Regions from separate parts of the Homo sapiens genome. Here region 1 is linked to region 2. A link is a contact called in ENCODE Hi-C or POLR2A ChIA-PET data. All regions are on one chromosome and are shown on one strand. The core of a region is the stretch at or near the end of the contact, and the rest is flanking DNA. Distances in the headings are between cores, read along the strand shown. Region 1 has its middle 62 kb from the start of TCP10L. Region 2 overlaps EVA1C (eva-1 homolog C).

Region 1 (7,051 bases), core at 2,928-5,427, 61 kb after region 2:
GTGCTGGGCGGCATCACCTGCAATGTCAGTGGGTGGGAGCCAGGCCCAAAGGAACATCAGCAACCCTCCCCACTAGCTTGTGGTGTTGGGAAAAGTCAGGCACTCATACATCTGGCATCTGGGGAGTCTTGGAAAGAAGTGCCCACAAGATCCCCCTTCCAGTCTCCCCCCAGCCTTCTCCATGAGTCCCTGGAAACCAGTTACTGCTCCAGGAACCAAAGCCCAGTGCCAGGCAGTCAAGGGAACCAAGCCAGCCTCTCCTCCAACTCCCTGGGTCTCGGCGCTGCTCCCCAAATCCCCACATGTCCAGTGGGACCTCCTGAGAAGCACCACTGCCCTGAAAGCTTCCACCCCACTTCCTGCCTGCCACCCTGGACCCCTGGACCACTGACGTCAACCAGACTAGACACGACTCTGCTTCAGCCCTGGACTCGGGGTTTCCTCGTTCACTGTGTCACTCTTGTCTCCCAGCTTCTGCTCTGACTTGGTCCTAGCTCAGTCTTGGGGTGACTTATCTGTGCCTCAGTTTCCTCATCTGTAAAATGGGCATAATAATGAAATCTACTTCCTAGTGGTGTTGAGAGTCACGGTGCTTTACACATAGTGACAACAATACATTTCAGCTTTGATCATCGATGATTTCTTTCCCGTGAGAGGCAGCATCCAGCATCCCGTGTGGCCGAGGTTGCACCATTTAGACCACACTAAGGGCATTTCGCAAAACTCAAAAGCATTATAAGAATGAGTCATTGAGGGAGATAACAAGCCAGCCTCCTTCAGCCCTGCTATAGAGACGAGTTTGTGGAGGAGAAATAATTGCATCTGCAGAGCTCAGAGGAAAAGTGTCAAGGCCTGAACTTCCTTGGATTCTGCAGCCAAGTTCATTGTCAAGTCTCTGGCACATGGACTTAAGCTGTGCTCAGTTTTGGCAGGGTAGTTGTAACCCGGAACTATGGTCATTTGGTTTTAAAAACCTGTTGTAAGCCTGAGCACCAGTGTGGAGTTGGCTGAACCCCACTCCAAGACTGGATGGTAGCCTTGGAGATTAAATCCTAAATACTCCAACAAATGCTCTGTGAACTGGAAGCCTCACTGGTCCATAGCTAAAGAGAAGGCAGGAAAGAGCCACGATAACCATCAGCCCATGAGGGAGGATTCAGGAAGCCAACTAAGGATCCGGGACTACTACGTCATTTTTAGGAATTTCAAATCAACAGTCGCCTCCTCTGGGTGTGGCACAGCGCCAGGCTCCCTGGAGAATGAATGAGAGTAGCTAATTGCAGTTGCTGTCAGTTCTGGGCTGTGCTGTCCGGGACTGAGCCACTAGCCACATGCTGTTATTTAAATTTAAATTTAAATCAATTAATAAAATGTAAAAGTCACCTGCTCAGTTGCACTAGTCACATTTCAAGCGCTCAATAGCCACATGGCCAGTGGCTACTGTCTTGGACAGTGCAGACAGTTCTGTTGGACAGTGCTGAGCTAGTGTATGAAGTCAGGCATGGAGACGCCTGCTCAATTCATTGATAAAATGGGACAGATATTTCCCTGCCCTCACCAACTGAGAACATAATCAGATATCAAAATCCCAGGCACAGAAATGTGGGAACCCAGCTCCACCTTACCCGACCTCTGCCCACCTTCCTGGGGATACCCCTGCATGTCTCTTGTCTCCAAACCCCGAAGGCTCAGTGCACAGGCTCCTGTCCCCCTGGGGCTGCAGCCTCACCTTCATGGGCTCTGAGCCCCAAAGAGCCACGACCGCAGGAGTTGTGCCCCTTCCGTCCCCTGGCCACACTCAGCCTGCTGCTCCTTTTTGTTCCTAACACACAACCCGGCCATGGTCCTGTGGCAGCTGCTGTGACTGTCACCTCTCTGGGCACTGCTGCTGCTGTTAACTCCCCTTCCTTTGTGCCCTGAAAAGGGTGTGACCACCTTGGAGAGCCTAAAGGGCTCCTTTTTCCTGACCCTGCAGCCATCTGCACCCCAGGAACATTCGAGAGAAACCTCAGGCCAGATCTTTTCCTCTCACCTGGGCCCTGCCTGCCCCCCGCTCCAGGAGGAGCCCCTGGGTCCACCCAGGAAGGAACTGCACCTCCTGCCCTCCTCTTTCTCTCTCCCTTTGATCCCTTCTTCTCTTTGCTGAGCCCATGAGCAGATTCAGCAGGGGCCCTTTCTTTATCCTTCAGGGGCTTAGCTACATTAGACAAAGTGTAAGAATGACGGTAGGCCAGCCACCGTAGCTCACACCTGTAATCCCAGCACTTTGGGAGGCCGAAGCAGGTGGATCACTTGAGGTCAGGAGTTCGAGACTAGCCTGGCCAACATGGTGAAACCCTGTCTCTACTAAAAATATAAAAGCCTGGCATGGTGCCAGGTGCCTGTAATCCCAGCTACTCGGGAGGCTGAGGCTTGAGAGTCTGTTGAACCCGGGAGGCTGAGGTTTCAGTAAGCAGAGATTGTGCCACTGTACTCCAGCCTGGGCCACAGAGTGAGACTCTGACTCTAAAAAAACAATCGACATCAAGGGTTGGGTGCGGTGGCTCACGCCTGTAATCCCAGCACTTTGGGAGGCCAAGACAGGTGGATCACCTGAGGTCAGGAGTTCAAGACTAGCCTGGCCAACAGGGTGAAACCCTGTCTCTACTAAAAATAAAAAAAACAATTAGCCGAGCATGGTGGCATATGCCTGTAATCCCAGCTACTCAGGAGGCTGAGGCAGGAGAATTGCTTGAACCCGGGAGGCAGAGGTTGCAGTGAGTCGAGATTGCGCCATTGCTCTCCAGCCTGGACGACAAGAGCAAAACTCTGTCTCAAAAAAGTAAAAAATAAATTAATTAATTAAATACAATTGACATCGAAGAATGACAGTAAATGGCCAAACCAAGTGGCCCTGGGAGCTCAGAGAAAATGATTCCACCAAATGGACTAGGGGAAGCTTATCAGAGATCACGCTCAACATGGTCCTCTAAGAATAGGCAGAATTTCCAAAGGTGAAGGAAGGTAGGGAAGGGAGCAGCCAGGAGGTGGGAACAGGAACAGCACGTTTAAGTACAGGGAACAGCCAGAGTGAGGGAAAATAAGGCTAAAAGGGTGAAGGGCACCTGGAGAATGTTGATATTTTGGGCTTTGGCGCGTGCCTGTGTCCTGGCTGTAAGAACATTACGCACTTTGGGCGGCATCACTCAGCCTGCTCCTGGTTGTGGGTCCATTATCTGCTCCTAATATTGTCTTTCGTCTCGGGATTGTGAACAGATAAGGAACCCACAGCCAGGAGCAGGCTGGGCCTGGCCTCCAACCTTGACCTTCTGACTCTTGGAATAGTAATTGCTCCGGATTTTAAGGTCACTGAACACCATCCAGTTAATCTCGATATCTTGGAAGTGACCAAATTACAGCTGAATTTCGTTGAAGAAATTAAAATCATCACTCTTATCCTAAGAGTGATTATCCTAAGTATTCCGGTGACTGACTCACCTGGGACACTTTAAGATGCAGTTAATATCATCAATGCAAATAGACCTCAAGGGTCTAACAAATTATTTCTGGCAGAGCCCTTTTTTGAAATGTTTCTAGTCTTTGCCCCAAGACTGCTCACTGCCTAATTGCATTTCTTTCCAATGGGTCTAACAGAAAATCCCATTGGAAATTTATCTTCAGGTGAAAATGCCGCCTTCCTGCTTTTAAGCGAACTGCCTGTGATATCATGAGCTCAGGCTGCAGAGGCTCAGCCAAACAAAGAGAGGAAAGCTGGTTACTTCTGATTGGGAGGACGTATTAATTCCCCACACTTTCCCTGTTCCAAACTCATGACTCCATGGATTGAGTCCTTTTAAGAAAAGAAAATAGAGCCTGTCATTTCCTATTGTTTCAAAGACAAAATCCAGCCTGGGAAAGATTAAGGGAAGAGGACGGGACTCGTGTTCAGATGACTAAGCACCAACCTGACCTGGAAAAGGCTCGATTAGTTTTTGAGGAAGGGAGGGTGCTCCAATTAGAGGCATGTGTAAAATAATGACATTACCTCACTAAAAGAGAAAAAGGAAAACATTCCCAACTCACTAACAATGAACTAGCAAGAAAATGTGTTGCTAATCTGTGAAGAATTTGCAAACCCAGTGAGTTGCCACCCAGCTCTGAGCTCCCAAACTTCCTTCCTTAGAACTTGACCTCTGATTGTAAAACCCTGGGCCCTGGGAGAGAGGGGCCTGTGCTGGTCAGCAAGGGGGAATCACATGGACCAGCCAAGCCCAGCTCTGCTCCGCCCGGGGTTTCTGGTAAATGAGCCTCTGTCACTCAGTTCGTACACATGGATACTTCTTATTGAAGATGTCTTGGGAAAAAGTCAAGCTGCTCTGAAAAAATAATAAAAATGCACTGTATCATGTTTTTAAAAGAGCTAGATCTCTATGTACCGACATGGAAAATCCTTAAAGTCATTATTAAATAATACATAGATTATGATAACGTGTTTTTAAAAAGACTCAAAACTGGGCCGGGTGCCGTGGCTCATGCCTGTAATCCCAACACTTTGGGAGGCCGAGGTGGATGGATCACAAGGTCAGGAGTTCAAGACCAGCCTGGCCAATATAGTGAAACCCCATCTCTACTAAAAATGCAAAAATTAGCTGGGCATGGTGGCACACGCCTGTGGTCCCAGCTACTCAGGAGGCTGAGGCAGGAGAATTGCTTGAACCCAGGAGGCAGAGGTTTCAGTGAGACAAGATCGTGCCACTGTACCCCAGCCTAGGCAACAGAGTGACACTCTGTCTTAAAAGAAAAAAAAGAAACTAAAATGTTGGTGGTTTGGACAAATCCTGCCCCTGCACCCCACCTGCATGTCCCCTCCATGACTTCCTGTTGTGTACCAGGGTCCCTGAGGTGGGCTGAAAGAGGGCCGGGAGCTGGCTGTTCAGAGTCCCCCAGAAGCAAAAGCAGTGGGCCTCTGGCCCTGTGGGCAGGGCTGGCTGAAGCAGAGCCAGGAGGGAGGGCTGAGGAAGGCTGTCGTGCACCTGCCTGGCCAGCCGTGGGCAGTAGAAAAGAGGCTGGGATGGGGCCAGGTGAGCCCAGCTCAGGTCGGGGGCCTGGCAGGCCCTGGACATGTCTGCTCACAGCTGCTCAGAAGTGGCTCCTCGGGTTGGCCCTTGCTGCCCTCTGAGCTCTTGTCTCTGCATTCTCCATCCACCCCCACCCCAGCTTCTTGCCGGCCCTGTGCACAGACACCTAAGGCCCGCCTCTTAGGGTCAGCTTGCCCTCAAAAAGAGAAGAAAGCATAGGTTTCCAGGACTGGCTGATGAAGGGAGGGTTTGGGATTTCTGGAGACTTGAAGTTGAGCTTGAATTCCTCCCCTCTGACTTTCCCAGGCCAAGGCGTCCAGCACCCAGGGACCAAGCCCTGGTCCTCAGCAGAGACCGTCTGCAGCCCCTGCCCTGGTCTCGCTAACACTGGTTTAATATATCTACAACGAGAGATTCCCAAACCCCACCCAAGAGTCCCTGAGGGCAGACCTTGGGGCTCCAGGCCCAGGAATCTGCATTCTCCGCCCCCCAAACTCCCCCCAGGGGTCCTGATAGGCAGACAGCTGAGAGCTGGGCTTGCCTCCACCTGGGTCCCTGAAACCCAGCACCCCGCCCTGTTGCTTGTCTCTTGCAGCCCAACTCCTGCAGCTGGGCCTTCTGCTCATCCTGTACAGAAACCCTCTGTTTGCTCCTGCAGACCTGCTCTCCATGGCCCCCAGCCTGCTCCACTGTCCTGTACCTCCAGACCCCCATCAGCATCTCCCCGCCTGTCTGCTGGGTTCAGCCAATGGGGAGCCTGGCAGGAGAAAGTCATGCCATCAGCTTTGAAGATACTTTCCTTTCCTGACTTCTTATCCTGGGGTTCCTGAACTCTGTTTTTTGTTTTGTTTTAGATGGAGTCTCACTCTGTCGCCAGGCTGGAGTGCCGTGGCACAATCTCGGCTCACTGCAACCTTCGCCTCCCGGATTCAAGCGGTTCTCCTGCCTCAGCCTCCCGAGTAGCTGGGACTACAGGCATGCACCACCACGCCCAGCTATGTTTTGTATTTTTAGTAGAGACGGGGTTTCACCATGTTGGCCAGGAAGATCTCCATCTCTTGACCTCGTGATCCACCTGCCTCGGCCTCCCAAAGTGTTGGGATCATAGGCGCGAGCCACCATGCCTGGCCGAGGTTCCTGAACTCTTAAGGGGACCACTGATCTTTTCTAGAGCTCCATGAGCCCTCTGAAGTTTTAAGCAAAAGTTTGTATATTTGAGAATGTGAATCTTTCTGGCTTTTTCATGGGATTGCAACGAGGATCCAAAGAGATAATACAAATGATGTCAGCTTTGACAACCACTAACTGCCCAAAAATATAAGGTATTATCATAATCACAGCAAGATCAAAAGAGGTTAATGCGCGTCTCTCTGTGTCAAGTGTTCATGAAACTTCTGTTGAAGTTGGCCACCAGATTGGGCCAGCATGCACATGGGCAGCAGACAACAGCTTTACAGGTTGTTAGAATGAGAGGCTGAACCCTAGCCTCTGGAAGGTGACACCGCAGAGGCCATCCACAGAAGTGTGGGTCTTCCTAGAAAATGATGCAGGCAGGTCCGGGTGTAGTGCCTCGCGCCTGTAATCCCAGCATTTTGGGAGGCGGAGGCGGGCAGATCACTTGAGGTCAGGAGTTCAAGACCTGCCTGGCCAGCTGGTGAAACCCCATCTCTACTAAAAATACAAAAATTAGCTGGGCATGGTGGTGCAGGCCTGTAATCCCAGCTACTCAGGCAACTGAGGCAGGAGAATTGCTTGAGCCCAGAAGGTGGAGGCTGCAGTGAGCCAAGATGGAGCTACTACACTCCAGCCTGGGTGACAGAGGGAGACTCCATCTCAAAGTAAAAAAAAAAAAGAAAAGAAAAGAAAGAAAATGATGCAGGCAGGATTAATAACCAGAATATATAAGGCGATCAAACAACTCTATAGGAAAAAAATCTAATAGTCCAATCAAAAAATGGGCAAAAGATTTGAATAGGCATTTCTCAAAAGAAGAC
Region 2 (6,473 bases), core at 1,425-3,924:
ATTATAGGCATACACCACCACACCTGGCTAATTTTTGTATTTTTAGTAGAGACAGGGTTTCACCATGTTGGCCAGGCTGGTCTTGAACTCCTGACCTCAAGTGATCTGCCCGCATTGGCCTCCCAAAGTGCTAGGATCACAGGCGTGAACCACAGTGCCCAGCCTCATAGGAGGAATTGACCTTGACTAGGGGTTCAGTGGAGTCTTTTTGGAGCAAGTGATGATGGAGCTGAGAACTGCAGGGATGGAGGGCACAGAAAGAGTGCTCCATACGGAAGCCTGTGGCTGCGGGTTGCAGGTGCATTGGCGCAGCCAGCCACAGGGTAGGAGCACAGCACCAAGACAGGAGAGAGCACCAGCTGGGGAGCCGGAGTAGGGATCCTGAGTCCTCAGAGCCAAGGAAGGAGTTGGGGCTCTATCTATAGGGCAGCATTTAAGCAGGGAGGGTGCTGTGATGAAGTCATAAAGCCCCTCTGGCTGCCCCATAGAGAGCAGATGAGAGACAGAGCCCCTGTGTAACCTGAACACCAGAAACCTGAGCACTGCCATTTAGGAGGTGGAAGTGAGATTGTCTCCACACCTTCCTGCCTCTTTTTCTGCATCTCTCACACCTCCTGAGGCTCTTCTTCTCAATTCCCAGTTCCAGTCTGAGCAGGACACTGTGATTGTCCAAAGGCTGCACTGCTGCACCCTGTGGTGTGCAGAGCCAGTTCTTATGATGAGAGCCAGTTATGCACATGTCTTACCAGCTCTGCCTGTGTTCTGTGGCATCTGCCACGGTGGGAGTATTTACACCAGGGAAATGGGCAAATGCCACTGATCGGGTTTATTTGTTTGTCTTTACGGAAAGCTATTTTACCAGCAAGGCTCACCGGAACCTTCTTTTCCCTAATGTGCACTATGCTTCCTTCCTCAAAATCTCACCTCCCAAATTGCATCCCTTCAGGAAATGTAGGTTTCAGCGAGGCTTGGATTTAGGCAGTTCTGGGTTCATATTCCTTTCTGCTGCATATCGTATCTGCTGTGTGTTGGGCAGTGTAGGGACACTTTCTAGGACTCAGTTGTAACATGGGATTATGTCTCTTCTGCATAGGGCTGTTTTAAGACTGTGAAAACACAGTGTTGTATGTAACACGCTAGCACAGGACCATGGAGTTGAGCTCAGCAGTTGGTAGCTATTATTTCAATAAGCTGATTCAAATCACTCTGCTAAAGATATGAATGACTAAAGGATATAGTCATGCCTGTCATTTCAGCATTTTGGGAGGCCAAGGCAGGAGAATCATTTGAGGCCAGTCATTAGAGACTAGCCTGGGTAACATAGGGAGACCCCTATCTCTAAAAAAAAAAAAAAAAAAAACAATTAGCAGGGCATCATGGCAGGCACCTGCAGTCCTAGCCACTTGGGAGGCTGAAGTGGGAGGATTGCTTGAGCCCAGGAGTTTGAGGTTACAGTGAGCTATGAGCTCACCACTGCACTCCAACCTATATGACAGGGTGAGATTTATTTACTAAATAAAGAAATAATAAAAATAAATAAAAGTGACTATCTACATTTCAGCATCACTATGCACTGGCAATTGTATGCAATGTCAGTAATAAAATACTCCCATCGCGGCAGATCCTTCCTCTGCCCACCTTTGAAAGGTGGCTAGTGATGTGTTGGGAACAGGCACCCCAAAATCTGGCCATAAACTGGCCCCAAAACTGGCCATAAAGAAAATCTCTGCCACACTGTGACATGTTCGTGATGGCCATGATGCCCATGCTGGAAGGTTGTGGGTTTACTGGAATGAGGGCAAGGAACACCTGGCCCACCCAGAGTGGAAAACCACTTAAAGGAGTTCTTAAACCACAAACAGTAGCATGAGTGATCTGTGCCTTAAGGATGTGCTCCTGCTGCAGGTAACTAGCCAGAGCCCATCCCTCTGCTTCGGCCCATCCCTTTATTTCCCATAAGGAATAGTTTTAGTTAATCTATAATCTATAGAAACAATGCTTATCACTGGCTTGCTGTGATGATTTATGTGGGTAAATCTCTGTTCGAGGCTCTCAGCTCTGGAGGCTGTGAGACCCCTGATTTCCCACTCCACACCTCTATATTTCTGTGTGTGTGTCTTTAATTCTTCTAGCGCCACTGGTTTAGGGTCTCCCCGACCGAGCTGGTCTCGGCAGTGATGTGCTTTTGTGACTGTTGTATCGAAAAGAAGCAGAATGACCCACATAACCCTCTCATTTGTAGGTTGGTGCAAAAATAATCGCGGTTTTTGCCCATTGCTTTTAATGGCAAAAATCACAGTTACTTTTGCACCAACCTAATAAAATGAGGAGGCGGGGATTTCATTGCTCTTGTCATTTAAGCAGAGTCGTGGTTCTACCTTCCCAGGCCCCTGCCATCCTCCCCATCTAAACTCCCAGGAGAGTTGGCAACCCACTTCTGGAAGGCTGCCCACACCTTCTCTAATCTGAGACCAATTGAGAACTCTAACCCAGCTCTAAAACAAATTCTAGTCTTCTAAGAAAAGTAGCAATGATGTTAGTAGTTTCCTAATTTTTTATAATCCAGAAATGTCACTCTTATGTGGCAGTGAATTCGCACATTCCCAAGGAACCAAGTGACTCAACATAACACAACAGTCACCCCCAGGATGTAATGTGACACGCACAGGCCCCTCCGTTCCAGGAGATGGTTTGCCCATAATCTGGGGACGAAATCGCTGGAGGCCTTGCATGTGGGTGTTGCGTTACTGTGGGAGGGTTTTGTTGGCATCAAGGCTACCTTTAATGAATGGGCTTTAATAAATCAAAGAGATGTGGCTAATAAATGCGTTTCATGACATGCCTTAAACAAAACAAAACAAAAAAAAAACCTCTTGTAACTTTTAAATATTTTGATTTATAAAAAAAGAAAAAAAAAAGACTTCCATTTAAAAAGTTTCCAATTTGTGGAGATAAAGCTTGTTTTTGTCCTGCCTTCTCCCATCCTCTTTCTGTGCCAGCTCTGCCATGGGAAGGCATTCTTAACATTTTTCTGAGTTCTTATGGTTGGAAGGGGACTTTGGCTCTTTTGGTGTTTCTATCCAAGCCCTCTTTTCTGCATCAAAGGCCATCGTTCACTCTGGGCCTTTGAAGTCAGGCAAAATTTTGTTGTTGGTGGGATTTAGCATCTACTCATAAACTGCATATAAATGCCAGTGCGGATATGACTCACCAAAAAGAATCGAACCTTCTGACGTTCGGGTCAGACTTAGCAGTCTTTTATCTAGAGAAAGAAAACAAAACTTGCCTTGGCTCTAAGTTTAAGCTGTTGAATTAAGATTCCAGTGAGTGGGTAAAGGGCCTTCGAGACATTTGCTTAGTCACCATTTTCATTTTTCTTCCTCGTGGAGGTTCTTCCTGCGTGTTAAACTACCAGGGCAGGATAGGGATTTTGTGAGCATCTGTAGGCTGGCTTCTGCTCCCAGCCTTTCATTCATCTTGAATGTTCCCGTCCTCATGGATGAAAGGATAGCAACAAAGTTTGCCAGCAGCAGAGCTGGTGGTCCTCTTGAGATTCTGTAGTTTTCCTTCTTGTGGTCCAAAATTTTGTCTCACTGTTGTTTCTCTGCTTTTGGTACAAAGTCATGGAAATTTACAAGGTACAGAAAGATGGCGTTTAGGCCAGGCATGGTGACTCACGCCTGTAATCCCAGCAATTTGGGAGGTCTAGGTGGGTGCATCACTTGAGGTCAGGAGTTGAAGACCAGCCTAGTCAATATGGTGAAACCCTGTCTCTACTAAAAATACAAAAATTAGCCAGGCATGGTGGCGCATGCCTGTAATCCCAGCTCCTCAGGAGGCTGAGGCAGGAGAATCGCTTGAGCCTGGGAGGTGGAGGTTGCAGTGAGCCAAGATTGCACCCCCCGCACTCCAGTCTGGGTGACAGAGTGAGACCCCGTCTCAAAAAACAAAAAGGTGACATTTATATTTGGAAATTATTGTCTTTCATTTTTTAAGTTTGGAGCTTAGCATCACTGACACCAGGATAAGAAGATCCAGCCAGGTGCCATGGCCCTAATGTGTACAGCTCATGCCTTTCTGCAGGGATTAAGGTGGGCGTTTTCAAATTGTGATTGCAGCCCATGGTAGGAAAAGATTTTCACTTTTTGGCCCAGTGGAACACATACTCATATACACACAACTGAAAAAGAAATGTTTAAATTACAAAACAGTGTTTATACTTTCTTCATGTGATGCCCTTTGTTGTTTTCTAAACTACTCTATGCTTTATTTTCAAAAATTGCTGGTTACAACTCACTAATGATTTCAAGACTCATGAATGAACCTCAAATCACAATTTGGAAAACTCTGGCTTGAGGTGTGTTTGGGACCTGGAATCAGCCTGCACTTCCAATCCAGGAAAGAAAAGTGGAAGAACATGAGCACGTGAGAGGAGTGAGAGGCTGGGGTGGAAGAGGTTCTCTCTGGACAGTCTTCCCACCCACCCCAGGCCAGCCCATGACAGCCCAAGCAGTTCTTGCCATTTAACTCTTGTTTGCAGTTAACGCCAATGCTTGTTTGGCTGAAAAATGCACCTGTCCGCTATGTGGTTGCCATTTCAAAGTAGAAAACTCCAGAACAGTGGTGATAGGGTAGAGCTAGCATTTTTAAAAGAATTTTCTTTACAAAATGTTGGCAAGGATAAGAACCACATATGCAAATAAATGACCGTGGTCCCCTTTATATTTTGCTGAGCAAAATATAGTAGCTGGGATTACAGGCACCCAACACCACGCCTGGCTAATTTTTGTAGTTTTAGTAGAGATGAGGTTTCACCATGTTGGCCAGGCTGGTCTCAAACTCCTGACCTCAGGTGATCCGCCCGCCTTGGCCTCTCAAAGTGCTGGGATTACAGGTGTGAGCCACCACACCCAGCCGTGTTAGCTACCATTATTTAAAGATATCTTTATTAAGATATCATTTACATAGCATAAAATTCACATTTTCCAAGTGTACAATCCCATGATTTTCAGTGAATTTACTGAGTAGTGCAACCGTGACCACAGTCCAGCATGGGACATTCCCACCATCTCAGAAGTCTTCCTTGTGTCCATTTCTGTCACTCTGTGACCTCACCTTCAGCCTCAGGCACCCACTCATCTACATTCTGCCTCTAAAGGTTTGCCTCCTCTGAATCCTTCATATAAGTGGAATCATACCTACGCAGTCTTTTGTGTCTGCAGTGTTAGCTCTTACTGCTTTAAAAAATCAAATCATTGGCCGGGCGCTTTGGCTCACGCCTGTAATCCCAGCACTTTGGGAGGCTGAAGCGGGTGGATCACGAGGTCAGGAGATCAAGACCATCCTGGCTAACACGGTGAAACCCATCTCTACTAAAAATTCAAAAAATTAGCCGGATGTGGTGGCGGGTGCCTGTAGTCCCAGCTACTTGGGAGGCTGAGGCAAGAGAATGGCATGAACCTGGGAGGCAGAGCTTGCAGTGAGCAGAGATCGTGCCACTGCACTCCAGCCTGGGCGACAGAGCGAGATTCCGTCTCAAAAAAAAAAAAAAAAAATTCAAATCATTATTAAACATTTTTACTAATTAAATGGTTTTGGAGTACATTCTTTAAAAAAAAAAATAAACTGTGTTTTCTTCAACAGTGCACGCATAATGCCAACTTTGTACGACATTGCAAAGAAAGATTTTACTATGATAAGCAGATTAAACAAACAAACAAACTTTTCCCTGAATTCTTTGGGAACAAAGCACTACCTGGTCCAAAACATCCTAACCTAGAATGCACCATCAGCTTGACAGTCAGTTGTTCCTGGATTTACCAGATTTGGGGCAGACTTTTCATGCTTCTCTAAAGAGGGATTCTTAACTGACACTGTGCCTTGTTTTTGCCCCTTTCCTAGGAAAGGAAATGATTTGATTTGGTATCATACCATCTTTCTTGCTTTTTTTTTTTTTTAAATTAGAGATGAGGTCTTGCTATGTTTCCCAGGCTGGTCTCCAACTTCTGGGCTCAAGCGAACCTCCTGTCTCAGCCTCCCACCCAAAATGCTGGGATTACGGGTGTGAGCCACTGTGCCCGGCCTCTTTCTTGTCTTTTAAACAAATAAATGTAAGCCAGACATGGTGTGCATTCATATATTCCCAGGTACTTGAGAAACTGAGGCAAGAGGATTGCTTGAGCCTAGGTTTGAGCCCAAGAGTTCGAGGCTGCAGTGAGCTATGATTGCACCACTGCACTCTAGCCTGGGTAACAGAGTGAAACCCTGTCTCTAAAGAACTAAACTAAACTAAAATAACAAATAATACCTACATGCATGGGGATGCCAGTTGAGGGGCTGGAGGTGAGGTTTAACTGGGCTCTCTCCAGAGAGAGAAAGAAGCTTAATGCTTCTTTCAAGTAATTTCTGGTCTGTCTTTACCTATGTGGATCTCAAGCCAACATTTGAGAAAAGGCCCCCTTCAGTGAAGGAAT

Evidence for each region. A loop is a pair of places that touch in the nucleus more often than their neighbours do. ChIA-PET counts read pairs that join two places held with the same protein, here RNA polymerase II (POLR2A). Pooled maps may share reads with other maps.
Region 1: a map of endothelial cell of umbilical vein shows a loop between it and region 2 (5-fold over the local background). The contact joins two enhancer-like sites. A Hi-C loop is called at or near these places in 7 of 168 maps with a recorded cell type or tissue (chondrocyte, endothelial cell of hepatic sinusoid, endothelial cell of umbilical vein and 4 more) and 3 of 50 pooled maps. POLR2A ChIA-PET finds 5 or more read pairs at or near these places in 10 of 52 experiments (AG04449, AG04450, BJ and 7 more).

Annotation. Positions count from the first base shown.
Region 1 is chr21:32,520,419-32,527,469 of GRCh38, forward strand. No RefSeq gene overlaps it. Among named protein-coding and RNA genes, the nearest start is that of TCP10L, 62 kb to the right of the region's middle. Within about 2 kb of position 4,178, at least 6 of the 41 ENCODE cell types and tissues checked have a DNase peak (open chromatin) inside an H3K27ac peak, as active enhancers do; they include endothelial cell of umbilical vein, where a contact is called at or near this core.
Region 2 is chr21:32,460,882-32,467,354 of GRCh38, forward strand. The region is part of intron 3 of EVA1C (eva-1 homolog C); the gene reads left to right. Among named protein-coding and RNA genes, the nearest start is that of EVA1C, 51 kb to the left of the region's middle. RefSeq lists an enhancer at 2,605-3,804. Within about 2 kb of position 2,675, at least 11 of the 41 ENCODE cell types and tissues checked have a DNase peak (open chromatin) inside an H3K27ac peak, as active enhancers do; they include endothelial cell of umbilical vein, where a contact is called at or near this core.